Regions from separate parts of the Homo sapiens genome. Here region 1 is linked to region 2. Evidence: chromatin loops called from intact Hi-C (ENCODE). Cell type or tissue: Calu3. All regions are shown on one strand. Links, peaks and the distances in the headings refer to the core of each region. The heading gives the core; the rest is flanking DNA. Region 1 holds the start of LOC105377328 (a long non-coding RNA gene). Region 2 overlaps LOC105377329 (a long non-coding RNA gene).

Evidence for each region. Hi-C counts contacts between places; a loop is a spot of excess contacts. Peaks named below come from ENCODE experiments on the same cell type or tissue, not always from the same donor. Only the 100,000 strongest peaks of a DNase experiment are listed, where the experiment ranks them.
Region 1: a loop joins it to region 2, with 2.8 times the contacts of the local background. A loop is called at or near these places in 4 of 110 quality-filtered maps.

What each region holds. Positions count from the first base shown.
Region 1 is chr4:89,474,900-89,491,323 of GRCh38, reverse strand. It overlaps LOC105377328 (a long non-coding RNA gene), which reads left to right and starts at 5,765. Exons shown (of 4, transcript XR_938981.2): 1 at 5,765-5,974. RefSeq lists an enhancer at 1,155-1,747. In Calu3, for the core only: no CTCF peak of the experiment used is centred there; a DNase peak (open chromatin) is centred at 8,863.
Region 2 is chr4:89,576,297-89,592,720 of GRCh38, reverse strand. LOC105377329 (a long non-coding RNA gene) reads right to left here. Exons shown (of 4, transcript XR_007058469.1): 2 at 4,781-4,900. Among named protein-coding and RNA genes, the nearest start is that of SNCA-AS1, 250 kb to the left of the region's middle. In Calu3, for the core only: no CTCF peak of the experiment used is centred there; no DNase peak of the experiment used is centred there.

The sequences.
Region 1 (16,424 bases), core at 7,343-9,842, 100 kb after region 2:
AATGAAGCCGCGGACCCTCGAGGTGAGTGTTACAGTTCTTAAAAGCGGCGTGTCCGGAGTTTGTTCCTACTGATATTCGGATGTGTTCCGAGTTTCTTCCTTCTGGTGGGTTCGTGGTCTCGCTGGCTCAGGAGTGAAGCTGCAGACCTTCGCGGTGAGTGTTACAGCTCTTAACGCGGCGCATCTGAAGTTCTTCGGTCCTCCCGGTGGGCTCGGGGTCTCACTGGCTCCAGGAGTGAAGCTGCAGACCTTCGCAGTGAGTGTTACAGCTCATAAAGCCAGTGCAGACCCGAAGAGTGAGCAGCAGCAACATTTATTGCAAAGAACCAAAGAACAAAGTTTTCAAAGGGTGGAAGGGGACCCCAGCGAGTTGCCACTGCTGGCTGGGGCAGCCTGCTTTTATTCTCTTATCTGGCCCCACCCACATCCTGCTGATTGGTAGAACCCAGTGGTCTGTTTTGACAGGGCACTGATTGGTGCGTTTACAATCCCTGAGCTAGACACAAAGGTTCTCCACCTCCCCACCAGAGTAGCTAGATACAGAGTGTCCATTGGTGCATTCACAAACCCTAAGCTAGAAACAGGGTGCTGATTGGTGTGTTTACAAACCTTGAGCTAGATACAGAGTGCCGATTGGTGTATTTACAATCCCTGAGCTAGACATAAAGGTTCTCCAAGGCCCCACCAGAGTAGCTAGATACAGAGTGTGGATTGGTGCATTCACAAACCCTGAGCTAGAAACAGGGTGCTGATTGGTGTGTTTACAAACCTTGAGCTAGATACAGAGTGCCGATTGGTGTATTTACAATCCCTTAGCTAGACGTAAAGGTTCTCCAAGTCCCCACCAGACTCAGGAGCACCCAGCTGGCTTCACCAGGTGGATCCCGCACGGAGGCTGCAGGTAGAGCTGCCTGCCAGTCCCGAGCAGTGCACGCCAGCACTCCTCAGCCCTTGGGTGATCGATGGGACTGGGTGCCGTGGAGCCGGGGGCAGCGCTCGTGGGGGAGGCAGGAGCCCACGGAGGAGCGGGGAGGCTCAGGCATGGCGGGCTGCAGGTCCCGAGCGCTGCCCCGTGGGAAGGCAGCTAAGGCCCCGCGAGAAATTGAGCACAGCAGCTGCTGGCCCAGGTGCTAAGCCCCTCACTGCCGGGGGCCGGCGGGGCCGGCAGGCCGCTCCAAGTGTGGGGCCTGCCGAGCCCACGCCCACCTGGTACTCGCACTGGCCTGCAAGCACCACGCGCAGCCCCGGTTCCCGCCCGCGCCTCTCCCTCCACACCTCCCTGCAAGCTGAGGGAGCCAGCTTCGGCCTTGGCCAGCCGAGAAAGGGGCTCCCACAGTGCAGCGGCGGGCTGAAGGGCTCCTTAAGTGCCGCCAAAGTGGGTGCCCAGGCAGAGGAGGCGCCCAGAGCAAGCGAGGGCTGTGAGGACTGCCAGCATGCTGTCACCTCTCACCCCGACCCCCATCCCCCCAGGTTAAACCCTGCCTTCAAGCCTAAAACAGCCTGAGGACTGAAAAACTGAACTGCCAGTCCCGGATGAAGCCCGCCCTTTCCCCACCGCCCTGCAACCCCCCCACCCCCACTAACACCCTCCCCACCCCGCCACCACACCCCCTCCCACACCACCCCTTATTCTTTCTGAAGACGGAAAGAGAAGCTGTGCACTGAGAGGCCGCGGTGGGGCATCGGGAAGTTCCACTGTTTGCAGGGAGGAGAAGCCTGGCCTAGGCTCTCCTGTTCCGGGGTGGTGACCTGGGATTCAGTCTGTGAGATGGAGGCCTGTTAACAGGAACTCCTATCGCTTTGCTGAGTTTTTTTTCCTTTTCGCCCAATACATTTCGTTCCCCCTCACCCTTCAAAGTGTCTGCGAGCCTAATCTTTCCTGGTCGTGTCACAGGAACCCACTGTTTTCCTACAATATCTATACAAACAAACTCATAAATCATGTGGCTTCCGCTGGTCTTTTGAAAAAAGAGCAAATTAACTTGAAACTAAATGTTAACATTTTAAACAACCAATTAGAAACTAGTATTGAAAATTAGTTGTTTGGTTAAGACAAGCTGTATGTTCTATAAAGTAATGATTGATTTTGTCATTTTGGGAGAAAAATGTTTAAAAAGAATTGGTCCCTTGGTATGTAAATACTAAGTTCCAGAGAAAAAACATAGTCTAAAATTCAAGAGCTGAGTAGCACTGTGTTGAATTTTACTGTTTTCAATTATTAACAAATTCTTATTTTTAGTTACTCTCAAAATTTGTTAAGACACTAAACAGTATAGTGTAGCAAATGTTTCAAAGTTAATGAGAATTATTAATGGTAATTTTTATCATATGCCCTCCCTACAATGCTAGTAGATTAATAACTAAATACGGAAGTTACCCACAGCTTGGCTGCCAGGAAGAATTATATAAACTAATTAACAGAAAACCTTGCGGGAAACTGGTCTCATTAAAAATCTTGATAAAAGAGGGGAAAGATGCCATAAAGAAAAAAAAAAACAGATTTTCCTACATATAACCATTGTTTCTTTGTAATGAAATATATCGTAACCAAAATAAAAGGTAAAAGGCTAATAAAATATTTTCAGAAAAAAACATGAAAGGATAAAATGCAAGCACATATAAGGAAAAATTAGTAAACAAAAAATTGAAAAAGTAAATAAAATTTTCATTAAAATTTGGAAAACATACCTAATAAATATACACAGTGTAAAATAAGGTAATAATTTATGCTAATGTGTATAATAAATGTGTATAATAAAATAATTTATGGTAATGTGTATATGTACATTGATATCATTTTAGAAACCATTTTTATTCTGGGTTCCAAAAATTACATAAAAGTCTCCTTCAATGCAGTAATCTCACTCTAGGGAATTTTCCTAAAGATTATCTAAAAGAACTAATATATTTCTATTCATTGCAGATTTACTTATAACGGAAAAAAACCTAGCTACTTGGCAATAAGAAATGATTAATTAAATTCTGGCCTATCAATTCGATGAAGTATTATTGGGCAATAACTAAATTGTTATTTATGAGACTTCTGTAGCAACATTTGATAAACATTAAGTGCAAATAACTGTCAAAAACTTTACATAGCTACCAAGAATAGAAAAGAATGTGGAAAAAGTTTTGAGTGGAAATATCGTGAATGCTATGTCTAATTTTTTGCCACATTTTTATTGTAGCTTATTTACAGGGAAGGACAGTAGATTAAAAGCTTGCTCAAGCTTTTATTGGAATTCAGTGATTTCAAAATAGTGAAATATAAGCTATTCTAGCTGAATTTGCATTGTACTGTTTTTCCAAAAACAACATTTTTCAATTATAAATGTGCTCTAAAGAATATTCAATAAAATATTTCACTAGTGCAGTTAACTCAGACAGACAACGTTTGACAGGACGTTTTACTGAACTAATTGATAACGTTTTGGATTTCAGAACTAGGAACTAAGTAAGGTCTGGCACCAGGCCGAAGGCAACCCAGATGGAACCCCAGCTGTTCTAAGTAGAAACCATCTCGAAGTTCTTAGTGAAGAGAAAGTAAAACTGATACGAGAACTCTCCTCTCGTATATAATTTGCCTATATGGTTATATGAAAAAATCGATACGAGAACTCTCCTCTTCTTTATAATTTACCTATATGGTTATATGAAAAAATTGTCACAGGAATTTCGTTAGAATGCAAGCTCAGTCTGCCCGCAAAATGCTTTGGCTGCTTTTTTTTTTTTGAAAGGGAGTCCCACTCCGTCGTCCAGGCTCCAGTGCAGTGGCGCAATCTCGGCTCCCTGCAAGCTCTGCCTTCTCCCAGGTTTATGCTATTCTCCTGCCTCAGCCTCCCGAGTAGCTGGGACTACAGGCGCCCACCACCACATCCGACTAATTTTTTTGTATTTTTAGTAGAGACGGGGTTTCACCATATTAGCCAGGATGGTCTCCATCTTCTGACCTCGTGATCCGCCCGCCTCGGCCTCCCAAAGTGCTGGGATTACAGGCATGAGCCACCTCCCTGGCCTGGCTGCTTTCTTAAAACCCTGATTCAATTAGAGCAGGGGTCAAAAGCTAAGGGCCTGGGGGAAATCTGGCTTACAGATTTTTGTTTGTGTGGAAATAGCTTTGATAAAGTTTGAACTGAAATACCTTATGGTGGGGTTAGCCGTCTAGACCAATTCAGACATTTATGTTACTTGCCTGGATCCCAGAGGCATTTGAGCTGATGATGTCTGTATTAGAACATTTGGGACCCTGAACTGGTGGAGAAGTGACTGTGATCTGAAAAGTCTTCTGAGTGGGCCCATTATGGGAGCCCCCTAGATCTCCCTAATTAGTTGATAGTTCAATTTTTCTAGGAGGCCTAGGGCTGTGGCAACTGAATTTGAATTCTTCAATGTATGTGGTTGCAGAGGTTGGGGAGATAGGATCCTCTCACCCCTGAGCTTTCTTATCTTAGCCCCAGGGGTTGAGATATTTTGCACCTGTTGTCCTGGGATCAAACTATCAGTGTAAGGTTGGAATCAGTCAGCCTTCAGTAAGTTGAGAAAGTGCTAGAAGGCCCTTTTCCCTTTTCTGTGCTTCCTACTGGAGAAAGGCAGCTCCCAGCAACCCTTAATTGACTGTCAGATATAATATTCTAATATAATGATGTTGGCATTAATGATAGTATATGGAGAGTCTTCTGCCCCTGTTTAAAAGAAAAATACAATCATTTGGAACATATTGCAATTAGGCATGCATCTCACATAACACCTTTTACCTGAGAATCTCAGACGTGTATAGAAATTAGCTGATTTACCTTTAATGAATGATATATTTTTAATTCTTAGAGCCTGCAGACCGCATATAAAAAACATAAATGGAATTCCAAGGTTGAAAGAAAAAGACAGAGCGTAAAAACAAATAAAATACATTGTCTTTTCAGGAGGGTTGAATATGTCCAATGGGAAGAAACATTGCATGTGATAGATAAAGGCATCAGTGTGACATGCTTATGAAAAAGCACGTTTTGCCCTCTAGCATTTTTCACCGTTAGATTCAAATAATAGTTAAACATTTCTCCTTTGTACCAAGAGCATCTATTACTCAGGCATCTTTAACTTTTGGTGACATCTACTGTACAAAGGGGAAAATGCTGTGGAGTCATTCTAGGAATGATAGTTGAGCTGCTTAGAGTGTATCTAGCTGTTATTTCTTCTTCTTCTTCTTCTTCTTCTTCTTCTTCTTCTTCTTCTTCTTTTTGTATTCACAATGCTATAACTTTTTTGATATTTCTCCTCAATATAAATAGTCCTCATTTTAAAAAGTAAAGATATTTAAATAATTTCCATATGCATTGTGTCATAGAAATATTGACCTGAACTGGCAAATTCTAACTTAATGTTCTGGCAAATAGTTTAAAGATTGTATTTCAACTTAATAACTTTGCTAAAACTCTGGTCTAATATTAGGAATGACATTAAGGTGGATATTTAAGTACATTCTCTTGTATTTAAAAACAGCTACATCTGAAGGCTGATTAAAATATTATCAATATTATAATAGTAATATTTACAGTAGAACTTGAATTTTAAAGGCAATTAAAGCTCCTAATAGGTTGTCAACTTTACTTTCTAGTCGCTGTTCTAGCTATAAAAAATAAGCACAATTATCTAGTATGCACCAGAAAATAGGCATCATTTATACACACTCCTAATTACACTCCATCTCAATCCTTTGGCTCTGTTCCACAAGTGATGGTTTGAAAAACACTTACATACTTCATAGCTCTTGATTATAACTAGGAAAATCTCTGAGGCATATGGTAAATCAACAACAAAGTAAACCACTTTTTAATTGAGTATTCATTATTTGCAGGTATTCTGCAAGACACATTTACCAATTAAGGTGATAAAATCATCCAGCTCCCAAAGAAAAGTTCAAAATAGGAAGATCTCAAGTTCTATAAAACAGCCTAGTCTCACCCACTCCTGTTAACAGGTGAGAAGATATTTCCCCCAGTTGACTATGGTTCTCCAGTTCTTAAAAAACAAACATAGTTTTTTCTAATTCTGTGAAGAACGTCATTGGTAGTTTGATAGGAATAGCAAAGACATGGAATCAACCTAAAAGACCATCCATGGTAGACTGGATAAAGAAAATGTAGCACATATACACAATGGAATACTATGCAGCCATAAAAAGAATGAGTTTATGTCCTTTACAGCATCATGGATGGAGCCAGAGGCCATTATCCTAAGTGAACTAACACAGGAACAGAAAACCAAATATCACATGTTCTCATAAGTGGGAGCTAAACATTGAGAACACATGGACACAGAAAAAGGAAACCATGGACACTAGGGCCTGCTCGAGGATGGAGGATGGGAGGAGGGAGAGGGTCAAAAAACTACCTATTGGGTACTCAACCTATTACCTGGGTGAAAACATAATCTTACACCAAAACCCCATGACACACAACATACCTATATAACAAACCTGCACATGTATCTCTGAACCTAAAATTCAAGTTCAAACAAACAAACAAAAATGCTTATTCTTCTAATCTTATTCTTCTTATGCATTGTAATCTAGTAGACAGACAGCCATTTCAAAGTTCATGGTAGGAGAAAAAACATATATGGTTGAAATAAACAAAACTAGAGTCTCGTGCAATGTTACATGAACAGGTTGAACTATTAAGCAATTCCCTTCCTATTGTGACTTCCTTTTCAGTCCTCAATATCCTTTTATTTAAATGACCCTGAGACCCAATAACCTGCTTGAAAGGATTAACCCATGTCAATAAATACATATATACATACATGATTATCTTTATAATTATGTGATTTAGTAATTACATATTTAATTTAACAATTATGTGATAATAATTATATATGGTAATCTTAATTATTCTGTGAATATTTATCAGCAAGGTTGGCTTGCCTATGAACAATAAAATATATGTTATCTCTTAAGGGTTTACAGCGTAGTAAAAGAATGCATCAACAGTTGAAACCAAAACAGAATGCGTTAAGCGACCAGATGAGGTACTTAGCATGAATTTAGGATTTAGAAAGAAAGAGTACTTCCAGCTGAGGGAATCAGAGGAAATTTTATGGACAAACTGATCCATTTGGTCAAATATGAGCAGTGTGTTTATTTTCAAAGTGGAGGTGTAGGTAATCTAGGTAAAGAGAAATTCAAAACTCATGTCACCATGGCAGCAGGAAAGCACAGACAAGAGTGGCCCATAGGTCTACTCATTGGATACACACTGGCTATGAAAGAAGTGACTAGGAAACAAACAGAGGTTGGGCCATCTCATAAAGGGAACTGAATTGCAAACGATGGAGTTTGAATATTTTCACCAGGAAAATTGAGTTGCTCATTTCAGATCCTTAGATCATGGTAGAGAAGTGTTTCCATATCTGCCTCTCAAGTCAAATTCCTTTTAGCGTCTACTCAGAGCTATTTTCCTGGGTTGGGTTTACCCTAGCCTCATTCTTCTTATGATTTTGATTTCTTACTGGCCTTAAACTAAGGCTTTTGGGTCTGTTATTTGCTATAAATCTTTTACACTAGATCAGTTTACACTTTGGATTCTGAAAAATCTTTGTTTTCCCCAATTTCTCTCAATATTACAAATTACAGACCAGTGGTCCCCAACCTTTTTGGCACCAGGGACTGGTTTCATGGGAGACAATTTTTCCACAGGCCAGCAGGGTTGGTTTGGGGATGAAACTGTTCCATCTCAGATTATCAGACATTAGGTTCTCATAAGGAATGCACCACCTAGATCCCTTGCCTGCGCAGTTCATAATAGGGTTCACTCTTCTATGAGAATCGAATGCCAAGGCTGATCTGACAAGAGGGGGAGCTCAGGTGGGAATGCTCACTCACCTGCCTCTTGCCTCCTGCTGTGCCGCCCAGTTCGTAACAGTCCGCAAACTGGTACCAGTCCATGGCCCGGGGACCAGGCACCCCTGTTAGACAACCACCATTTTGCCCTCAGAAATTACTTCTTATACTTACTGTCAATTTTAAAATACTTTACATTTCCTCCCCAAATATATTTTATCATATTCAGTCCTTGAATTTCCTTGATCACTTGTAGTAAGTAAAGGAGTATCCTGGGAATCCATCGGTCATCTCCCCGGACTATGGAAGGTGGGAAAATAATAGCATAGGAAAAGGCAAAGAGGCAGGAGGAAACTTCACCCAGACTTAGTCACTCTTACCCACCTTCCAACAACCCTGAGTCACTTTCTCTTAAAGTGTGAAATAATCCTTTCTGTGACCTGTCAACAAAATACAGAAACAACAGTTTTGAAATGCCTAATATATAGGCCCCAAAATATTCACAGCTAATTAAATTCAGTTGATAATTCAACTGCAAATCATAAATATACATGCTACTTGAGATTCTGCCTAGAATTTAATTTTCATCCTAATTCTAGCAATAACTAACCATTTTTCCACTATATCAAGTTTTGGGTTTTAAACACTAGGTCAAACAAACACAATCTTGAGGTTTCAGTCTATGAGTTTATAAATTTTTAAAATCATCTATCACTATTCTTCTACTAATCTCAGCTTATTGTAAAATTAAGTCACCATATGTTCTTTTTAGTTCGTGGTCTCAAGGAAAATAGGACAATTTCAACTAATAAAAGGAATTATAAAGATTTTTCACATTTCTAGAACTAATTATTAAAATGTTTGCATGAATCAACCAGCTTAATTTGGGCTCTGCACAAGTCTACAGTAAGTAGGTAAAATGACCATGAATAAATCACAGTTCTCTCCATAATTTCAGCTTGGTCCACTTGCTTTGAACTGGTGTTCCCACCTGCTTCACTCTCCCTTAGATCACATTGTCAGGACTGCCATCTACTGACAGAGCTGGCTGCATCTAAGTGAGATGATTTAAAAGAGTGGCCATGTCATTTGTTGACCAATCAGGACAGCTTTGAGAGTCCTGATGTAAAAAAAAAAAAAAATTTTTTTACATAGTGCTCCTCAAAAAAAAGTTAATTTTTTTCTAAAAAGAAAAATACAGATCTGTACAACTGAAACAAAATATTTAAAACTTCTTTGTATTCATTTCATTTTCTGAACCTTAAAAGATAATATAAGCAGAATAAATATTCTTGGTACATATCCATGTTCTAAAATAAAATTTTTTAGTGATATCTTTCTCTAATACCATGTCACTGGAATTTTCTTGAAAAGTATATTTTTAAAATATAATTTTATTATTTTTACATTTTTAAATTTAAATGCCTTTCTGAAATCATTTGATTTAACGTAAGGGATGATATATTTTCATTTAAATTTATCATCTTATTCAGTGCTTTCTATTTTTCTTGCCTATTTTATATTCCCTTGTCTCTCCATTCTTGCCTTATTTTTTTTTTTCAACTTTTAAGTTTCAGGGTACATGTGCAGGATGTGCATGTTTGTTACATAGGTAAACGTGTGCCCATGGTGGTCTGCTGCACCTATCAACCCATCACCTAGGTATTAAGTCCAGCATCCATTAGCTATTCTTCCTAATGCTCTCCTTCCTGTCTCCCCACTACAACAGGCCCCAGTGTGTGTTGTTTACTCCCACATGTCCATGTATTCTCATCATTCAGCTCCCAATTATAAGTGAAAAATGCAGCGTTTGGTTTTCTGTTTTTGTGTTAGTTTGCTAAGGATAATGGCTTCCAGCTCCATCCATGTCCCTTCAAAGGACATGACCTCATTGCTTTTTATGGCTGTATAGTATTCCATGATGTATATATACCATATTTTGTTTTTTATTTTTATTTTATTTTAGGTTCTGGGATACATGTGCAGAACGTGCATGTTTGTTACATAGGTAAATGTGTGCCATGGAGATTTGCTGCACTTATCTACCCATCATCTAGGTATTAAGCCCCACATGCATTAGTTATTTGTCCTGATGCTCTCTTTCCCCCTGCCCCACTGACAAGCTCAGTGTGTGTTGTTCTCTCTGTGTCCATGTGTTCTCATTGTTCAGCTCCTACTTATGAGTGAGAATATGTGATGTTTGGTTTTCTGTTCCTGCATCAGTTTGCTGAGGATGGTGGCTTCCAGCTTCATCCATTTGTCTGCAAAGGAAATGATCTCATTCCTTTTTATGGCTGCATAGTATTCCACGATTTACATGTACCACGTTTTCTTTATCCAGTCTATCATCGATGGGCATTTAGGTTGATTCCATGTCTTTGCTATTGTGAGTAGTGCTGCAATGAACATACATGTGCATGTATATTTATAATAGAATTATTTATATACCTTTGGGTATATACCCAGTAATGGGATTGCCTGGTCAAATGGTATTTCTGGTTCTAGGTCCTTGAGGAATCACCACACTGTCTTCCACAATGGTTGAACTAATTTACACTCCCACCAACAGTGTAAAAGCATTCCTTTCTCTCTGCAGCCTTGCCAGCATCTGTTGTTTCTTGACTTTTTAATAATGCCATTCTGACTGGCATGAGATGGTATCTTATTGTGGTTTTGATTTGCATTTTTCTAATGATCGGTGATGTTGAGCTTTTCTTCATAACGTTTGTTGGCCTCATGAATGTCTTCTTTTGAGAAGTGTCTGTTAATATCCTTTGCCCACTTTTTAATGAGGTCATTTATTTTTTTTCTTGTAAATTTGTTTAAGTTCCTTGTAGACTCTGGATATTAGAACTTTGTCAAATGGATTGATTGCAAAATTTTTCTCCCATTCTATAGGTTGTCTGTTCACTCTAGTGATTGTTTCTTTTGCTGTGCAGAAGCTCTTTAGTTTAATTAGATCCCATTTGTCAATTTTTGCTTTTGTTGCAATTGCTTTTGGTGTTTTCATCATGAAATCTTTGCCTGTCCCTATGTCCTGAATGGTATTGCCTAGATTTTCTTCTAGGGTTTTTATAGTTTTGTTTTTGACATTTAAGTCTTTAATCCATTTTGAGTTAATTTTTGTGTAAGGTATAAGGAAAAGGTCCAGCTTATTGATTATCCAGTTTTTATTGATTTGCAGATGTTGAACCAACCTTGCATCCCTCCCAAGGATGAAGCCAACTTGGTTGTGGTGGATAAGCTTTTTGATATGCTGCTGGATTTGGTTTGCTAGTATTTAATTCAGGATTTTTGCATCAATGTTCATTAGGAATATTGGCCTGAAGTTTTCTTTTTTGGTTATATCTCTGCCAGGTTTTGGTATCAGGATGATGCTGGCCTCATCAAATGAGTTACTGAGGAGTCCCTCCTTTTCAATTGTTTGGAATAGTTTCAATAGAAATGATACCAGCTCCCCTTTGTACCTCTGGTAGAGTTCAGCTGTGACTCTCTCTGGTCCTAGGCCTTTTTTGGTTGTTAGGCTATTTATTACTGCCTCAATTTCACAACTTGTTATTGGTATATTCAGGGATTCGATTTCTTCCTGGTTTAGTCTTGGAAGGGTGTATGTATCCAGTAATTTATCAGTTTCTTCTAGATTTTCTAGTTTATGTGCATAGAGGTGTTTATAGTATTCTCTGATGGTTGTTGTATTTCTGTGGAGTCAGTGGTCATATCCCCTTTATCATTTCTGATTGTGTCTATTTGATTCTCCTCTCTTTTCTTCTTTATTAGTCTAGCTAGTGGTCTATCTAGTTTATTAATTTTTTCAAAAAACCAGCTCCTGGGATTCATTGATTTTTTGAAGAGTTTTTTGTGTCTCTGTCTCCTTCAGTTCCACTTTGATCTTGGTTATTTCTTGTCTTCTGCTAGCTTTCGGGTTTGTTTGCTCCTGGTTCTCTAGTTCTTTTAGTTGTGATGATAGGTTGTTGGTTTGAGATCTTTCTGGCTTTTTGATGTGGGCATTTAGTGCTATAAATTTCCCTCTTATAAGTGTTTTAGCTGCATCCCAGAGATTCTGGTACATTGTCTCTTTGGTCTCATTAGTTTCAAAGAACTTCTTGATTTCTGCCGTAATTTCATTACTTACCCAGGAGTCATTCAGGATCAGGTTGTTCAATTTCCATGTACTTGTGTGGTTTTGAGTGAGTTTCTTAATCTTGAGTTCTAATTTGATTGTGCTGTGGTCTGAGAGACTGTTATGATTTCAGTTCTTTTGAATTTGCTGAGGAGTGTTTTACTTCTCATTATGTGATCAATTTTAGAGTAAGTGCCATGTGGCAATGAAAAGAATGTATATTCTGTGTTTTTGTGTGGAGAGTCCTGTAGATATCTACCAGGTCTGCTTGATCCAGAGCTGAGTTCACGTCCTAAATATCTGTTAATTTTCTGTCTCAATGATCTAATACTGTTAGTGTGGTGTTAAAGTCTCCCACTATTATTGTATGGGAGTCTAAGTCTCTTTGTAGGTCTCCAAGAAATTTATGATTTATGATTTTGGGTGCTCCTGTATTGGATGCATATATATTTAGGATAGTTGGTTCTTCTTCTTGAATTGAACCCTTTACCATTATGTAATGCCTTTATTTGTCTTTTTTGATCTTTGTTGGTTTAAAGTCTGTTTTGTCAGAAACTAGGATTGTGACCCCTTCTGTTTTCTGTTTTCTATTCCCTTGGTAAATTTCCCTTTATTTTGAGCCTATGTGTGTCTTTGCGCCTAAGATGGGTCTCTTGAAGACAGATGGGTCTTGGCTCTTTATCGAGCTTGCCATTCTCTGTCATTTAATTAGGGGCATTTAGCCCATTTACATTTAAGGTTAGTATTGTTATGTGTCAATTTGATCCTGTCATCATGATGCTAGCTGGTTATTTTGCAGACTTGTTTATGTGCTTGCTTCGTAGTGTCACTGGTCTGTGTACTTCAGTGTGTTTTTGTACTGGCTGGTAGTGGGTTTTTCCTTTCTATATTTAGTGCCTCCTTCAGGAGCTCTTGCAAGACAGGCTTGGCGGTGATGCATTCTCTCAGCATTTGCTTGTTCGAAAAGGATCTTATTTCTCCTTCGCTTATGAAGCTTAGTTTGGCTGAATATGAAATTCTGGGTTGGAAATTCTTTTCTTTAAGAATGTTGAATATTGTCCCCGCATCTCTTCTGGCTTGTAGGGTTTTTGCTGAGAGGTGCACTGTTAGTCTGATGGGCTTCCATCTGTAAGTGACATGACCTTTCTCTCTGGCTGCCTTTAACATTTTTTCTTTCACTGAAATCATTTTAAAAGGTAATTTATGATTAACAAATTTAAAATTGTTGGCATATTCAATTGACTCCTCTCTTTAGGCCATAATTAAGAAAAACCTTCTCTGTAGGTGCTGAAGTACCAGAGATATTCAGAGTAAACTCCATTAAATGGCAGGCATAGTCATATATATCATGTGGAATGTTGTAAGAGAAACCAAACTTATAAATTGTGAAGTAGATAACTAAATTAGATTTTAAATGGAATGTCACAAACTAATAATATTATCAATTTAAAGAAGTGGGAGATCAGAGGCCATACAGATTGGGCCCTTCTAGCAATTTTAACAAAAATATGGTATGTTTCCAGTCAAAAATTAAATTTTTTCCTTAGGCTTTGGAGACTAGAAAATCCTTGTTCTGTATTGTGGATAAAACAAACTTAGATATTGATTTTATACCTTCATTTGCACTGGCCAAAAGGATGCTCAGATCAGAGAGGCACTTCGTTCATAATTGTGCAAGATCATAAGTGTACATATTGTCATTATTGTTGCTTGATTTTGCCTTTAAGTTTATTTACTTGAATATATAATATAAATACAAATATAATATAAATTTTGAGTGTTTCAACTGATATAAAAATGTATACAAGAAAAGTTATCTTCACTTTTCTATCCTTCAGCTACTCATACCCCCACTCCCATGAGGAAAAAAAATATCGTCAGTTTCTTTTCTATTCTGTCAATGGTCTTCCAAGACCACTGTGTGTATACTTTTTCTTTTCTTCTTTTCTGTAGGAATGGAGCAAGCCATACACATGATTCTACCTTTTGCTGGATACTTTTAACAATATATGTAATGTAGTTTCCTATAAGGACATAAAGATCTTCTACAGTCTTCTTTATAACTGCTTAGTATTCCAGTTTCAGAATGCTGTACCAAAATTTGGCTATTCCATAATTTATTTAACATGACACGTACTAATTACATTAGGGTTGTTTTCAACCTTTTGCCATTTCAAAGAGTAAAATAATGAATAATCTTATAAATATATTATTATTTTACACACATAAAACATTTTTAATTTTGAAGGTTTTCTTCCAAAAGGTACTCTATACAAGTATTCTCAATTTACATTCCTACACAGATATGCTACATTTTTATTATATTTGCCAATTTGACTGGTGAGAAACAGTATCATTGTGATAGTATTCTCTTATTGTAAGTGAAGTCAGGCAGCTTTTCGTGATTAAGATCCATTTTTATTTTCTGCTAATTTGTATTATTTGCCCTTTTCTATTGGATTGATGATCTTTTCCTTAATGATTTTTTAGAGTTCTTTTTATATTAGGAAAACTACACTTTTGAAGGTAATAGCTGCAAATATTTTTTCCAGTTGGTCACTTTTCTTCAAGATATTTTACCTTGCAGAATTTTATCAATATCATCATCATCATCACTGTTTTATGGAGTTGAATTTATTAGTCTTTTTTGTATATATTCTAAGTTTTGGATCACACTTTATATATATTGTAAGTTTTGGGTCATACTTTCCCTCTCTGAGATTATTGAAAATATATTATTTTGTCAGTCTCCTTGATTCCAGCCCTGCTGTTTGACCTTCATTGTTTATGGAATCCTTTCCAACTATTTTTGAGTCTGGGGTTTATCTGTCAGCTGGTTTTACCAAAGAAGTGATTTGTGTTCAATTATCTTCTTGTTGCCTTCTTGTGATTTCTTAAAAGGAGAAACATTTTGGCTATATGTATTCAGGTTCAAACTGGAAGTCCTTTTTAAGAAAAAAATCTTATTATATACAATGTATTTCTGTAAGTCAAGTCAGATCCTTTGTAGAATGTGAATATTAATGCATAAACACAATTATCTTGATATACAATTAGTGCTGGGTTTTTGTTTATTAGCATGTTTGTTTTATATTACTTAGCTTCCTTTCACCAAAATATATGTTGATTTTTTAAATTGTCTTGGGGCACTGTCCTTCTAGGATTAAGTTGCACTATAATACTTTATAATTTTACACACAAACTTTTCTTACAACCGCAGGAGTTTGAGAGGCCTCCTCAGAACTCCTAATGCTCATCATGACCTCATTTGAGATTCAGAGAATCCAAACAAAATCATTTACGATAAAAGAGAAAAACTTGCCTTTGATGTTGCCACTGATGCATGAGGAATTAAAATGCCAAACAAGATGTGACCTATTTTAAAAACCCATAACAAACATTATTAAAATGGTTATTTATTTTGAAATGATCATGGAACATATGATTCAACATAAAACCTTGCAGTTTCCAATATGAATAAGCTTAGAAAATATATACTCAACATAGTTTTAACCAAATTATTAATTTTTATTCAAAATCTTTGGTTAATGTAGCAAGTTCATTGACAATTAACTTTTTTATATAGAAAAAGATCTAGTCAGACTGTTAAGAATATAAATTAATTAATGTTGTAGAAAATAAAATTTAGGTACAAAATATAACAGGATATTAAAATGAGACTTCATATGCTTCAGTTTCATGCCAGGCCCAAAAGAAAAACAGAACCATACATGCCAGCTGCCCTCCATTTCAAAGTATCTTGCTAAATCATCTATGTAGGACTGCGAAGTAAGTAGTAAAAAATATTTTTGCACTTATTGACTCATACCCTGATTTGAAAATATGTCTTGGTTTATATTCTATACAGGTTGTAACAGAATATCACAGATTAGGTGATTTATTTATTTATTCATTTATTAAGACTGTGTCTCGCCCTGTGGCCCAAGCTGGAGTGCAATGGCACGATCTCGGCTCACTGCAACCTCCGCCTCTTGGGTTAAAAAATAAAATTTATTTATTACAGTTCTAGAGGCTAGGAAGTCCAAGGGCATGGTGCTGGCATCTGGTAGGGTCTTCTTGCAGCATCATAACATGATGGAGGGCATCACAGGGCGAGAGGGTGACAGCGTGTGTGTCAGCTCAGGTCTGTCTTCCTATTCCTATAGTCACCAGCCCCATAACGAAGGCCTCACCCTGATGACCTTATCTAATTCTAATTACCTCCCAAAGGTCCCATGTCCAATCAACATATGAATTTGGGGATTCAGTTTCCAACACGTGAAATTTGCAAGACACATTCAAATGTTTGCAGGTTGTAAAAAGTTGAAGAAACCTAACTAAAGAGAGAATTTCTTTAAAATAAGTTGCCCAGATGCAGTGGCATTTTACCTATTTCTATTATGTGGCTAAGAAACAAGGTGTTTGTCCTGACCTCACAGCTGCGAAGTGGATCTTCCAAAGTGCTGCCCA
Region 2 (16,424 bases), core at 6,699-9,198:
GTAGAGATTGGAGTGGAAATTAATTAAACATAAATTAGAAAAATAATAAAAAACAACAAACTGAAAGTTGTTTCTTTGAAAAGAGCAACAAAATTAACAAACTTTTAACTAGTTTGACTGAAAAAAGAAAAAAAAGATTCAAATTACCAAAATCAGGAATGAAAATTATACCTTACAGAAATTTAAAAGAAAAAAAAATTGTAAACAAAGATACTATGAACTATTGTAAGCCATCAGATTAGATAATCTAGATTAAATAGATAAATTCTGAGAAAAATACCAATTACCAAAAATATCTAAAGAAGAAATTTTTAAAAATTGATCAAACTATAGCAAGTAAAGAGATTGAATTAGTAATGAAAAAAATAAAACTTTGCACAAAGAGAAGCCCAGATCCAGATGGCTTCATTGTTGAATTCTACCAATTATATAAGAATTCTTCACAAACTCTTCCAAACAACAAAAGAGGAGGTAACACATCCCACCCATTCTATAATGCTAACATTTGCCTTATATCAATACAAAATGCATCACAAAAAATATAAATCGGTATCTTTTATGAATGTAGATGCAAAATCCTCAACAAAATACTAGCAAACTGACATGGTTTGTATCTGTGTCCCCACCCAAATCTCATGTCAAATTGTAATCCCCAGTGATGGAGGAGGAGCCTGATGGAAGGTGATTAGATAGTGGGGGTTGTTTCTCATGGTTTAACATCATCCCCCTAGGTGGTGGTGTGGTGAGAATGAGTTATCATGAGATCTGGTCATTTAAAAGTGTGTATCACCTCCCCCCCTCTCTTTCTTTCTCTTGCTCCTGCCATGTAAAATGTGCCTGCTTCCTCTTCACCTTTCACCATGATGGAAAGTTTCCTGAGGCCTCCCCAGAAGCCGCTATGCTTCCTGTACAGTCTGCAGAACTGTGAGACAATTAAACCTCTTTTCTTTATAAATTACCCAGTCTCAGGTATTTCTTTATAGCAATGTGAGAATGGACTACCACACAAACTAAATTCAGAAACATATGGAAAAGATTATAAATCGTGAACAAGTGATATTTATCTCAGGTGTGAAACGTTTTTTTAATATCCAAAAATCAATTAGTGTAATATACCATTTCAGTAGAATAAAGGACAAAAACCACGTTTATCTCAATTGATGCAGAAAAAGCATCTGACAAAATTCAACATCCCTTTATAATGAAAACACTCAATAATTTAGGATAAAAAGAAACTTCCTCACCTTGAGAGAGTCCCTTTCCAACTCCTGGGGTCACCCAGGGCCAGAAGTACCTTTGGGATAAGGTGTCCTGATTCAGACCAGGACCCTTGTTACTGGTCCCCTTTTTCCCTTTCAGGGTATTGTCCAACTCTCCCACCACCACAACCACCACTGCCACTGTGATGCATGAGGTCCACTATGGAGTTATCTGGCAGTCTCTTGGCCCAGTTTTAGAAGAGTGACCTGGTGAAACGATTACTCACACTGACCAGCATGAGAATTTGTTCATAGTACTGGGCTGCCAGTTTGGTGCTAATGTGCCCATATTGAGTGATTCTCACTAACAGCACACAAAGGACAACTTCAGGGCTCTAAGCTACCGAAAGTCCACCATGCTCTTCAGGCTTGAGCCACATATGTGGGTCCATAGATTGTTTCTCACCCTTCCATATTTCAGCTGCTGATGACTATAGGTTCACTTCCTAGTTTATAGCTCCCAAGAACCATGGTTGTAGCAGTAGATGTCCTTTACTCTGTGAACCCCCTTATCGCTGGCACCCAGAGCAGTCACCCCATCCTCTCTGAAGGCTTCATGCCATGCATCAGGCAGTCCTCCAGATGTGGCCACATCTATGTCCTCCCTTCTGATTTATGTTCTGTCTTTCTCATAATCAGTGTGGTGCCATTGTACTCTCCTCAGTCAGCCTTAAGCCATACCAACAATAATATAAACACTTCTTATATGAATAGGATAATTCTTCTTTTTCAACCCACAGAGCCTTTGCCTATTTTCCCCACTGGTAGGTTGTGTGAAGAGGGGAAGCTTGCAACCAACATTTAGAGAGATCACATTCTGGGGATGTTGTGATTACTACCTAAAGAGTTCTAAAGGAGACATGCCCTTGCATTGATCCTATCAAATTCTGAACAGTGAATGTAACATGAGCAGGAAACAAATTACTCTTCACACTTTCCTGAACACCCTAGCTAAAACTTGTATGTGTAGTTGTCATCAATAAAGCACAGTAGCAATGTCTGAGACTGTTGCTGGAAGCCAGTATTCACCGGCAGCACTGTGAGGGGATGAGACTACAATGGATTTCTCAGGATTCCTGTAAGGAAACCTGCCTTGCTGGGGTTTCTCACAGACCATGAGAATTAGAGCTGTCACCATTTGTCCAGTTAACTGCTCAGATACAGCCCAGACTAGGTTCCTAAGTTAAACCCCAGAGTGTCAGGATGACTGCCTGCCGTCTCTCTAGTATTTACATTTGAAGGAGGAATGAGGCACTAGGAACTTGGAGACTTTTATAGACTGCAAAAGCAGAGGCACTGGGGATTATCTGACATGACACCTGGAGAGATTTTATTTACATGTCAAACATTGGAGTTAGGTTTTGGGCCTATGACTTTTCCAAGGAGGGGGACAAATCCCTGCTTTCTTGGAGCAGAGAAAAATTACTTTTCCCTAATCTATCACCTATGGAGTGTCTCAATCTTTGTGTAAGATATTTGATCAGGCCCTGATTGTGTCACCTCAGGGATAAGCACTGGGGCAAGGGACTGGAAAATGCCAGTCCCAGTTGAACAGCTTCTGGGGATAGTTTCCTAGGTAAAAACAAGTTAATTTTTTTCATAAAAATTAAACTTTTCAGAATATTGCCAATAAAGGCAATCATATTCCAACAAACTGGTTTTGAGACAACATTTCCTGGATTTCTATGAAATGGTAGAACTAACAGAGAAAATGTAAATGGATATAGAATTGAAGAGTGATATGCAGCAAATAACTTTCCTAAAACAAAATCTTCAAACAGCTCAAAAAGATGGAATGAAGCATGAGCATTTTAATTTATTCTGACAATATAGTAGTTCTTCAAGTTCTACAGAGCTTCATAGTTTTCATACTCATTACTGCATCAAGAAAAATCACTTAAAGACTGAACTTCAGTTTGTCATCTGTAAAATGGGCATAATCACATCTACCAGAGCTGTAAGGGGGATACAAAAGAATGTGGGTAAAGTATTTGACATACCCCCTAGTGTAAAGTGCTCAATAAATTCTAAGCAAACTAAAATGTCAGAGTTAAATGACTGCCTTAACACAAATTGCTAATGATAAAAGTTTATTCACAGTTTGTTAGAGACAAAGTCAGAATCAGAATTGCTGATTGTTTTCTTTTATGTCATGAGTATAAGTATTGGATTCTAGAGCTCCTACCAGCTCAGACCTGTTTGTACTTATTTATGAGAGCCAACTGTGAACAACACTTCCTAACCCTCCATTTGATAACATCATGTTTGTAACTTGAAATCGACCATGAGAAGATTATCTACACCACAGAAATTAGCAAATGCTACTAATCAAGGATTATGTTTATAGGGGATCCAGTTATTAAATATGCACCAGCATACCACTAATCTAGCTTATAGAACTGGACCCAATGGCACAGGTAGTATTCGGTTCAATATCATGAATGTGATGCAGACATCCGCTCTCTGAGAAACCACTAAGGATTTCAAGTCACAGGTCCCACTACAGTTAATATAGTTTCCAATGTGTACTTAATTACCTAGAGGCAGCGTCCAAACTGGGTGATTCTCACTCCATAAGTCACTAGAGGTCTTTTTTTAAGTCTTATAGTATTTGTTTTCTGAGCATTGCCTTTCCCTATATTTCTTGAAGGCAGAATAAAAGGCCTTCAGAAAAATCAGAGCATTGATTTTTATTTCCATCTCTTTTATGTTGGCAGTTCAGTGAAGCTTCCTCCCTAGGCAGAATTAATCACTCTGGCCTCTGTGTTCCCTAGCATTTTGCTCACTGTTAATATTGCCCTTATCACATTTTGTTACTGTCTGATTTTTTCCTGCCTCTTTTCTTGGCAGGATCATGGGCTGCTCAAAGGCCTCCCATTCACCTTCTCATCACTAGCACCCAAAATGCACCTGGCTCGCTGTAGGCATTCAGTAACTGTTGAACTGACTTGATCTGGTTCAGAAGAAAATAGATACAGCCAGCTTCTTTTGATAGATATTTCTCAATTAAAAGAGGGCTGCATTTTGGAAAACTAACTAAGTTATTTTTCTAGGTCACAAAAATATTTAAGCAGTTCCTTCTATAATGAAATGCAAATCACATTCTAAATGCAATGGAGAAGGAAAAGACACAGCAGTGGGATTTCTGTCAAGGAAGGCACAGAGTGTACGTGAATTCTTTATATGTTACCAGGAGCTCTAGGTGCTCTGATACCACAATGAAATAGCCTGAAGGTGTAATATACAATTAGTACATGATGTTACCTAAATGTATATTCTAACTCGACAGTTATTTACTTCACTAAACATTCAATCCCCTTTTAGAACAAATATTTTCTAAGGTCTCCCTTCATTATCCTAGAATTCATAGAGTATAGCCTTCTTAAAGTCATTATTTCAATAAATCAATGTCATATCCTAATTGTAATCTAAATAAAAATATTAAATTAGGCAATTCATAGTAAAATAATATCTATTTTGATATGAACACTAGAAGACATATTAAGTGGTCAGATGCTTACCTCAAAGCATCACTATGGATCGGTCAGCCACAGTGTACACTGATACGGGTGGCTTGTACTGGTGATTGGGATAAAAAGGTGTTGGATCTGGCGATGTGATTTTCAGAATGAACAAAAAATCTGCAAGAATTTAGAAAAAGACAAAGTGCGTGTTACTTTAGATTTACATGGCAGTCAAATTCCTGGAAAAGTTATCATATATTAAAATTGCATAACTACTTTCCATATAAAATTGAGTTCGGTTCTAAAGTTGGGTAATTATAAAACCCTTACAGACTATAAACATGAATGTCTGGGAAGACTTCAAAAGTCATGTTCAACGTGGGTTAAGCTTATTGTGTGGGATTTTCCTGCATATTGAAGATGTCTTTCATACCTGGCACCCACCCACTATGTGCTGGGAATCTACCCACCCCTACTGTTTCACTATGACAACCAAAATTGCCTCTATTTCCCAAACAGCTCCCAGTGTCTTAGAACCACTGACCTAAACAGAATGTAACCTTTTGGTAAAATGAAGATATTCTTACCAACCTTACCTAAATCCCAAGGCTGATGTGAAAATCAAATGAGAAAAATGTTTCTGAAAGCCCGTTATAAACCACAACACATCAAAGAAATAATAAATATTATTCTGTCTGCCAAGACTTAACGTTGGAGCAAATTTGGAAATTTCTAGCACTTCCATAACTCTGAGACCTTGTCACTGTGACAGTATTACCTCTAGAAGACTGTCTCTCCATGCCAAGTAAAAGACTGTCTCTCCATGCTAGAGTGTGCTGAATTAACTTTTTTCCTATTATCTGTTCTTGCTTTGGTATTTAAGAAGCAAATCTAAACTATATCATACTAACTAGTTGGTACTGCCATCTAGTGACTTACATAAACCAATCGGCCAGTTCTGTCAAATTTAGCTATTCAGCCATTTAAACAAATTGAGTGCATAAATATTCTATTTTCTGAAACTCACATTTTTCTCTCATTTACGTGAAGGTTTTTTTCTGGGAGAAAGCTGCTATTAAAATGTCTTTTAAAAATAGCATGCCACTAGCACTTTGCTGAATGGCTGCTTCACAGCATGATAATATTCACTATGAATTTTGCAATGTGTTTTAACTAATGCTCGCAGGTACCTAAACCTTGATATCCACATTAGTAGCATTTATTTTTCTGTATAAGGAAAGTAAGGGATGCTTTGGTGTCATGACATACAGATTTATTCTGGATTTTTTTCAGATTTGGCCAGTATGTCTTTGCTCAAGCATCCAAACATCTGACCTCAGTGACAGTGTTCAAGCAGTTGGAATCTGAGCAAACTGCCATCCATCTTATCTGATTTCTCAAACAAGTCCACCTCTTGCCCAAGGAGCATCACCAGTAGAAGCTGAAGAGGGATTTGTGCTGTGTGCTGTGAAGTGTCATCTGAGGTCAATGTGTTGTCATTGATGGCTTGTGCAGGAATGTCAAGATTCAGCATGTGACTTGAGCCCTGCAGCCTACACGCTCTATAAGGCTCGTGGCTCAAGAGATGATTCCTCAGAGGGCTGATAATGAAAAAAGCAAACCTCCATTTGCGTAAAAAAACACATAAATCTGCACTCTACTTTTAATTACACTTTCTCTTACTTTTTTTGCCCAATGATAGTTTAAAAATTTATAGCATAATTTTTTGCCTTTACCACCAATTTTTCTAAATGCAATATTGTATCATTTTCTGTATTTTAAAGGGATAAAGCAAAAATACAAAAACAAAAAAAAACATATATTCCCCAAATGATTAAGGTCCTATGCTGGGTTTTTTTTTTTTTTTAACTCTGATTCATTGAAGAGAGTCAAGTCCTTCTCACCTGTATTATTTTAGCACCCTGTGTTACTTTCTGGAAGTATTTATCACAACAGTAATGGATTTGGGTTAAAAATCTGCAACCCTGCTAGAACAAAGACAACATAAGACCAGGGAAAGACAGCATCTATCTAGACCAGCTTGACCTCCCCAGAGCATAGCACAGGTTCTTCTTACACAAGTTGGCACTAAAAAGAATATTCATTAAATGAAAAGTAAGTGAACAAATGCCTTAAGATTTGACTTTAAATTATTTCTTCTGACAATCATCTCTACTTATTGTAAACCACACACAAAAAGTCAATTGCTACCACTTTTCCTTGATCTTAGCTCTATTAACCCAGCTTTTATGCTAATGGGCTATTAAACTTGTCTTAGTTGCTTGATATCTTTGTTGCTCAATTTCCTCATTGATGAAAATCTGAATATTACAGTGAAAGTGATAATTTGTGTCTCCTTCTTCTACTAATTATGCTTTATTTCTGTTTTATAGCTTATCATCATGTCCAGAACTCAACGAACAATGTCAAGTAACAATGATGATAGAAGAATCAGACTCTTGGTTTTTAAAGACCTATGGGAAACGTCATTTGAATACACCAAGCCCAGTACCCATTTGCTTCCAAAGAAGTGTTGTCAGAGTTACTTTTTGAAGAGTATCCTCCTAAAGGTTCTAAGATATTTCAAACTTAGAGTCTAAGATCAAAATGAAGAAAATGGGACAAACAGCACAGTTTCTTTTAAATAAGCTGCTACTTTAATACTTTAAATCTAGATCCTGAATTATAACACAGTAGTAAAATCATTTGAGTACTGGCAATTAGTTGAAAAATAGCCTTCTGAGGTAATAATTTGCAGGAAAGCCCAAAGATTTAATGTTTTAAGTATTCTTTTTTTTATTTGATCAGTGTAATTTTCTTGTTCAATTTAATGATGATGTTAACATTAGACTGTCCAAAACCTTTGATTTACTGCTAATTGTCAACTTCTGAGCCATGCTGAGCAGACTCTCACACCTTCATCCATGGACATAATTATGTGAACCCTCTCTTTAGTAGTCAAGGCCATAGATTTAAAATATAGGCAAAATAGTAGCTCTGAGGAATCCTTTTTACAAAAACCAGGGTTTATGTTTATGATTTTTAAAAATCTACCTAAAAATGTATAGATAGCTTCTTTGCCCTTTTAGAACCACCCTTAACGGTTTTTCCTCTGTGTGACTTCTGGCATTTTCCAAATGTTCTACAAAGTGCCCACAACCATTAAATGATTTTCCCTTTGTCAATTCGGATCCATTTTCCACCCTCTTCTGTACCACAATATGCTCCAGGAGGATCTTCTCTATGGGCTTCCTTCCTTACACTCTGGTTGCAGATGAGTTTGGTCAGTTGGAGGCACCCAGAGCAAATCAAAAGTATAAGGAAAAAGAATAGATTTATTCACTCACTCCTCACTGGACCATGGTATTTGCCAGTGTCTGCAGTTTTCTTCTGCTCACCCTCACTGCTGCTGGGTGCCTTTGCAGAGCCACTCGATGGACAACACTCTGGTACTGGAATAATCTAAAACAATGCTCAGTTTTTTCAGATGACAAAACACTGGTGATTCAGTTGTTAGAATCTTCCACCTAATTTGGATGTCACACAGCTATCCTATAATTTAATGTTATACAATTTTTACGTTTTAAGCAATGAAATAGGATAAAAAATGAAACACTTTATCAAACTGAACTCAATGTGCAGAAGACTCATTTAATACACACATGTCTAACACACATGCACATACCACACATACAAATATGTGCACGTGCCTATATATATATAATTTAATCTGCATAGTTCAAAGGCAATAATTAAATTGGAATTAATTAAATCAGTTCTTTTATAGAAATATTTTACCAAACTACCACTTAATAGTAAATCCTATTTTAAGGGAATATATTGCACATAAACCCATTTAGTATGTTTAAAGTAGATATCAGTATGACTTAGGCTATCCTAAAACATCAACCTTTAAAAGGCTTTAAAGTAGCTATTACATCCACTTCCTCCACATATATTGTTTTTATTTTCAAATCATATGTGCTTTGGAAAGTGGCTATGCCTAAGATAGTGTTTTACCCCAACTCTTATTTTTTTTGTTATAAATTAGTAGTTTCTACCTCATGAAGAGTGTATCCATCTGCTAGGGCTCCCATAATCAAATACCACAGACTAGGTGGCTTAAACAAACAAACAAACAAAATACATGTTTTCCAGTTCTGGAAGCTGGAAGTCCATGATCAAGGTGCCAGCAAATTCAGCTTTTGATGAAGACTCTCCCACTGGCTTGCAGACTGCTGCCTCTCCATGTGTTCTCACATGGCCCTTTCTCCTCTGGTAGGATTTGGAGAAAGAGATCTCCCTTTTTTTTATTTTTTATTTATCTCTCTTTATTTTCTTACAAAAACATCAGTCTTATTGGATTAGGGATTCACCCTTGTGACGTCCTTTAACCTTAATTGGTTTCCTAAAGGCCCTATCTTCAAATACAGTGACCTTGGGGGTTAGGACTTTAACATATAAGTTTAGGGATGACATAATTCAGTCCATAAAATTCTGCCCTCTGGCTCCTGCAAAATTCATGTCCTTTTCACATGCCAAATATACTTCTTCCATCCCAACAGCCCTGAAACTCTTAACCTATTCCATCATCCATTCCAAGACTAAAGTCTCCTCTAAATCAGGCACGATGAGACTTAATGAGACTGATGCTTTGTCCTGAGGCAAAATTTCTCTCCAGCTGTGAGCCTGTGAAACTAGACAAGTTATGTGCCTCCAAAATACAAAGGTGAGACAATCATAGGATAGGTATTTCCCTTTCAAAAAGGAAAAAATAGGAAAGAATAAAGCGGTGACAGGTTTTAAAGCAAGTCCAAAACCCAGCAAGACAAATTCCATTCAACGTTAAGCCTCGAGAATAATCTTTTTGGCTTTATGCTCTGTTTTCCAAGCCTACTGTGGTGGCACCTTCACCCCAGGGCCCTAGGCAGTGGCCTCACCCTCTCAGCTCTTCACAGGGGCATCCTGGCCCACTGAAATCAAGGGGGTGAGTTCATCCTCTGAAACCAAGGAGGAAATAGCTTTACCCATGGGCCTGTGGTGGAAGTGGCAACTCTGATGATCTTTAAATAGCCTTCATGGTCATTCTTCCCTTTTCATGAAAGATAAGGCATGATCATCACTGGGTGGCTTTACTGTCTCATGTTTTAAATCCCAGAAGTTGGAAAACCTTTCTTCATTTTGTCCTATCTCTATACCCTTCGGTTCAAACTCCAGTGACTTTGCTGGTGTAAGCTCATTTCTTCCTGGCTTCTGCTGAGATGGCTGATTAAAATTATGGGTAATCCCTTTATTAGGTGATTATCCAGACATAACCTTGGTGTGCTCTCCTGAATATTCTTTCTCTTGTTTTGCAATATGAATAGGCTTAGGATTTTCCAAATCTTCAAGTTTTGGTTACTTTTTGCTTACTAATTCCATCAATCTATCTCTCTCTTCTCACATTTTACTATAAGCAGTAAGGAGAAAGCAGGCTGTACTTTCAACACTTTGCTTAGAAATCTCCTCAGCTAGAGTTTCAGTGTCATCATTCACAAAACCAATACAAAGGAATTGTACATAGCATTGTATTTGAGTTGAAGGTGTTTCCCATGAGGTACATATTAACAATTCAGAAGCCATAATACATGTGTAGTGAAAGTGAACAATTAAGTAAAGGAATGGCAACTGTGGGAGCCAGGTTTCTCACAGTTGGAGTGGGAGGTTATAGACAGGTAACAGAAAACCAGAATGATTCATGTGGTAATAAATGAGTTCTAAACATCAGTATGTGTATTAGGGTTCTTTAACAGGACATAACTAACAGGATAGATGAATATATTAAGGGGAGTTTATTAAGAATTGACTCACACAATCACAAAGTAAAGTCCTACAATAGGCCGTCTGCAAGCTGAGAAGCAAGGAAGCCAGTCGGAGTCCCAAAATCTCAAAAGTAGGGAAGCCAATAGTGCAGCCTTCAGTCTGTGGCTGAAGGCCCAGGAGCCCCTGGCAAACCACTGGTGTAAGTCCAGGAGTCCAAACGCTGAAGAACTTGGAGTCTGTTGTTCGAGGGCAGGAAGCATGCAGCACAGGAGAAAGATGGAGACTGGAAGACTCAGCAAGTCTGCTCTTCCCATGCTTGCTTTTATGCTTGCAGCTGATTAGACGGTGTCCACTCAGATTGAGGGTAGGTCTGTCTCTCCCAGTCCATTGACTCAACTGTTAATCTCCTTTGGCAACACCCTCACAGACACACCCAGGAACAATACTTTGCATCCTAAAATCCAGTCAAGTTGACACTCAGTCTTAACCATCACAGTATGAATTAATTTTTAGCTCACTGTAAATACATATGGGGCAATATTTATATATTTGTGTACATACACAGGTTAGTATACACACATATATTTTTTGCTTTGTTAGCTAAGAGGACCTAAAAGAAATGTCACCCTGGAAGGGATGAGCACACCTGGTGCCTAGATCTTGGTTTCTTTTTAATAGTACCAATTTTATTCTCCAATAAAGGGAACCAGAGTTCCTTGGATAAATGGCTGACTGTAAGGCTGGGACAAGAAATATACAAAATGAGAAATATATTAGAAGAGATGAGAAAACATTGTAGCGTCCAAAAGTAAGAAAGTACTCCAATTCACAAACACATACACACATGCAGGTGCACACGCACACACATTGATGGGCATATCAAAGGGACATAAGAGTTAACTGAGAGAGCTCCCTATGGCCAAAGTTGAAATTTTTTATTTTTTAAGAGATCAGTTCTCATTTTGTCACCCAGGCTGAAGTGCAGTGGTGTGATCACAGTTCACTGCAGACTCAAACTCCTGGGTTCAAGTAATACTTCTGCCTCAGCCTCTTGAGTAGCTGGGACTACAAGCACATGCCACCACACCTCACTAATTTTTCAGTTTTTTGTAGAGACAAGAGCCTTGCTCTGTTGACCAGATTGGTTTTGAACTCCTGGGTTCAAGCAATCCTCCCACCTCAGCCTCCCAAAGTGCTGAGAGTACAGACATGAGCTTCTGTATCTGGCCCAAAGTTAAAATAATTTGAGCAACAAATAAGTAAAGTGGTATTGGATTATCACTCAAATTGTAAAATAGCCTGAGTCCATATTGATATAAATAAATGACTAAGTAAATACATTATGGGGCTGGGCGTAGTGGCTCACGCCTGTAATCCCAGCACTTTGGGAGGCTGAGGTGGACAGATCAGTTGAGGCCAGGAGTTCAAGACCAGCCTAGCCAACATGGCAAAACCCCGTCTCTACTAAAAATACAAAAAATTAGCCAGGCATGATGGCACGTGCCTGTAGTCCCAGCTACTCCAGAGGCTGAGGCAGGAAAATTGCTTGAACTCGGGAGGCAGAGGTTGCAGTGAGCAAGATTGCACCACTGCACTCCAGCCTGGGCAACAGAACAAGACTCTGTCTCAAACAAACAAACAAATTAAAAAAACATAATGGGAGGCTGGAAAAGGCAAATCCCCCATGCAGGAGAATTGTAAATAATTTATGTGTATACTTCACCAGATGCTTCACTCTCAAGGAGGGAGAATATAATTTCTCACTCCTTAAATCTGTGCTGTGCATGGTGACTTCCTTTCAAAGACTATAGACTGAAGTCCAGGTGTGGTGGCTCACGCCTGTAATCCCAGCACTTTGGGAGGCCGAGGCGGGTGGATCACGAGGTCAGGAGATCGAGACCATCCTGGCTAACATGGTGAAACCCCATCTCTACTAAAAATACAAAAAACTTAGCCAGGCATGGTGGCAGGTGCCTGTAGTCCCAGCTACTTGGGAGGCTGAGGCAGGAGAATGCCGTGAACCCAGGAGACAGAGCTTGCAGCAGTGAGCCAAGATGGCACCACTGTACTCCAGCCTGGGTGACAGAGTGAGACTCTCTCTCAAAAAAAAAAAAAAAAAAAAAAAAAAACAAAGACTACAGACTGAAAAAGGGTAAAAAGTAACTTTACAAGGAAGAAACCTAACACTACCTCAACCAGTTGACCAAGGTTAACATCAGCTGTGATGAGTCATGTGGCTATTAGCTACCCTTGATAAGAAGCAATGAGAATTGACCTTGATCTCTTCCTTACAAAAACCCTTATTCCAATCTAATAGAAAATAAATGCAAGTTCCAACTGAGGAACATTCTACAAAATACCAGACCAGCTTTTGAAACAATTGTCAAGGTCATCGAAAACAAGGAAAATATGTAAAACTCCCATAGCAAAAAAAAAAACTAAGGAGAAATGATGATGAAACATAATGTGGCATCCTGGATAGGATTCCAGAACAGAAAACAAAAGCATTAGGTGAAAATCAAAGAAATGTAAATAAAGTGTGGACTTTAATTAGTAATAATGTATCAATAGTAGTTCCCTAATTATGACAAATGGCCCAGAGTAATGTAAAATGTTAATAAAATGTTAAACTGAGGATGGGGTATACAGGAACAATGTACTATTTTCATAGTTTTCTGTACATCAAAAAAGTTTAAAAATAAAAAATAAAGTTTATTTATTTATTTTAATTTTTTTTTATTTTTTGAGATGGAGTCCTGCTCTGCTGCCAGGTTGGAGTGCAGTGGTGTGATCTCAGCTCACTGCAACCTCCACCTCCCAGGTTCATGCAATTCCCCTGCCTCAGCCTCCCAAGTAGCTGGGATTACAGGCACGTGCCACCACACCGGCTATTTTTTTTGTATTTTAGTAGAGACAGGGTTTCACCATGTTGGCCAAGATGGTCTCCATCTCCTGACCTTGTGATTCGCCCTCCTTGGCCTCCCAAAGTGCTGGGATTACAGGCGTGAGCCACTGTGCCCGGCCAAAAATAAAGTTTATTTTTTAAAAACTGTAATTTAGATTACTTCTTTCAAAATGGAAATATGTCTACCACATATGATTGAATTTTAAAAGTAGATTTTTAAAGGTTTTATAGTAAATGCTATTGACAATAATAATTAGAATTTTACATCGAAATTCTTTCAAGATATTTATGAAAAAGTAGGAAATTCTAGAAACATACTTCTCTGGAAGTTGATGATTCTGCCACGTAAATGTGAACCTCTGCAAAGCTGGCCAAGCTTTTACTCTAGAGTAGCATACTTAGTCAATTCATCTGTGCATCAGTTTTCAAGTGGTTTCTCGTAGCTCATGATCTGCAGTAGCTGATGAGTTTTTAGGACATTTTTTAAAATTTATGCCCTAAGGTCATACATAATGTTGTGGTATAATTCGCTTCTTATCATTATAAACAGAGTCTATGTGGCCTGAATTGTTGCCCCTTCTTCTCTGTAATACCAGTTATGTCTATTATTAACACACATCCATGTATCTCCTGTAAATATCAGTACTTTGAATCTGAGCCACATGAAGTGTTAACAACTCCACAATGAGTAAAAAATCACTGATTCCACCAGGCCAAAAATCAGTATACCTAAAAGTGCTAATTTTTTGCTAAATGGAGGTAAATCTCCCAACAAGGCACAAAGCACTAAATCATTTATAAAGCTGAAAAGTCATTTAAATATTTTGGGAGGCAAGGTGGGGATGAATGAATAAATTAAACATAACATTTTTCAATACTCAGGGTCCCTAAGCACTGGAATAACTTGAAGACTTAACAAAACTTTTACTTCTAGAATTCCTAATTTCTCAGAAAAAAAAGGCATTTGATGAAAACCCATGTTATTTGGTAATGCATCTCTATATAGTATTTCATCAAGTTTTATCAAATATCAAATAGCAAAAGAAAAGCTAAACAGAAGTATAAGATGACTAAAGACAGATTAATTTTAGCTTTGTGGTCAGCAAGAAGCTAAGCAAAGATTGTGTAGAATAAAAGTAAAAAATAATAAGATATATATAGTATATCAAATAGAATGGGACTTAACTGCAGTAATAATTAAGAAATGATCAAAGATAAATGTGGAATTATGAATTACATTCACTCAGATGACAATTTAAAGAATGGCCTTACTTTCCCTTAGGAGGGGCTTTTCCCATAATGGTTAGATATAATTAATTGGCCTGCTTATTTGGGAAGGGGCAGAAAATCATTCACAAGGTAGCTAACCTTTCCTCCATGCAGTCAAAGATTTACAATTATGAGCAAAACAGCAGGTCTTTATCTTAGGGAAATATTAGCACAGCTCTCTCAGTCTTTGCAGAGAGGAAGGGGAACATCACACACCGGGGACTGTTGTGGGGTCGGGGGAGGGGGAAGGGATAGCATTAGGAGATATACCTAATGCTAAATGACGAGTTAATGGGTGCAGCACACCAACATGACGCATGTATACGTATGTAACAAACCTGCACGTTGTGCACATGTACCCTAAAACTTAAAGTATAATAATAATAATAAAAAAAGAATTCTTGAAATACTCAACATTTCAAACAAGCAGCTTATCTTGCACTCAATCAATCAGTTGTTTGAATTTCACACATATTTATTTGTGTTACTCTAAACTGGTTGTATATAAATTCATGAAAGCTAAAGATCTCAATTATTTCAAAATTATTTGACATTATTCTAGCCAATTCCCAGAGTGTTTGTTACCACCTTTCTCAGACAGCCCTGCCTGTTCTTCAGCCAATACTTCTATCAGAAGGCTTAGTTTCATCGGCTTTTAGAATCTTGGTTAAATTTTGCTGTCCTTAACCCAGTTTAAAATACCTAGGATTCGTGGTGTGCCTCATCTGCACTAAACTTCAGTTTTTCTGTTAAACCCACTAAGCTTTCTTTGTCTGCCAGTGACTGTACTTTTGTTGCAGCTTACTGATCTGCAACCTGGGCTGCCCTTCTGGGACTTGTTGTTACCTCTATCACATTAAAGATTTTAAAACTTCATCCTACATATAAGAGTTACTTCCTAAGACTTGCAGGGGGAATGATAAACAGTTTCGGTGAGGAAGTACAATCTGAACACAGATTTGAGGGCAATCTAAATACCTCACTATGCAAGGACAAGAATACCAGGCAAGGGGTAAAAAATGGCATTTTCAGGAGTGATAAGAACTTCAGGGTGTCTGGTGTGTGGATATTCCCGTGTACAAGAGCATAAGGGAACATTAAGTCTGTATTAATCCATTCTCACATTGCTATAAAGAACTATCTGAGACTGGGTAGTTTATGAAGAAAGAGGTTTAATTGACTCAGTTCTGCATGGCTGGGGAGGTCTCAGGAAACTTACAATCATGACGGAAGGTGATGGAGCAGCAAGGCATACCTTCCCATGGCAGAGCAGGAGAGAGAGAGAGCTAAGGGGGAAGTGTCACACACTTTTAAACTATCAGATCTTACGAGAACTCACTCATTATTACAAGAACATCAAGGAGGAAATCCGTCCCCATGATCCAATCACCTCCCACCAGGCCCCTCCTCCAATTCAACATGAGAGTTAGGCAGGGACACAAATCCAAACCATACTATTCTGCCCCTGGCCCTTCCCAAATCTCCTGTCCTTCTCACACTGCAAATTACAATTATTCCTTCTCAACAGCCCCCAGTCTTAACTCATTTCAGCATCATCTTAAAAGTCCACAGTCCAAAGTCTCATGTGAGGCAAAGTAAGTCCCTTATGCCTATGAGCCTGTAAAATCAATAACTAGTTACTTCCAAGATACAATGGGGGTGCAGACATTGGGTAAATAGTCCCAATCCAAATGGGAGAAATTGGCCAAAACAAAGGGGTTACAG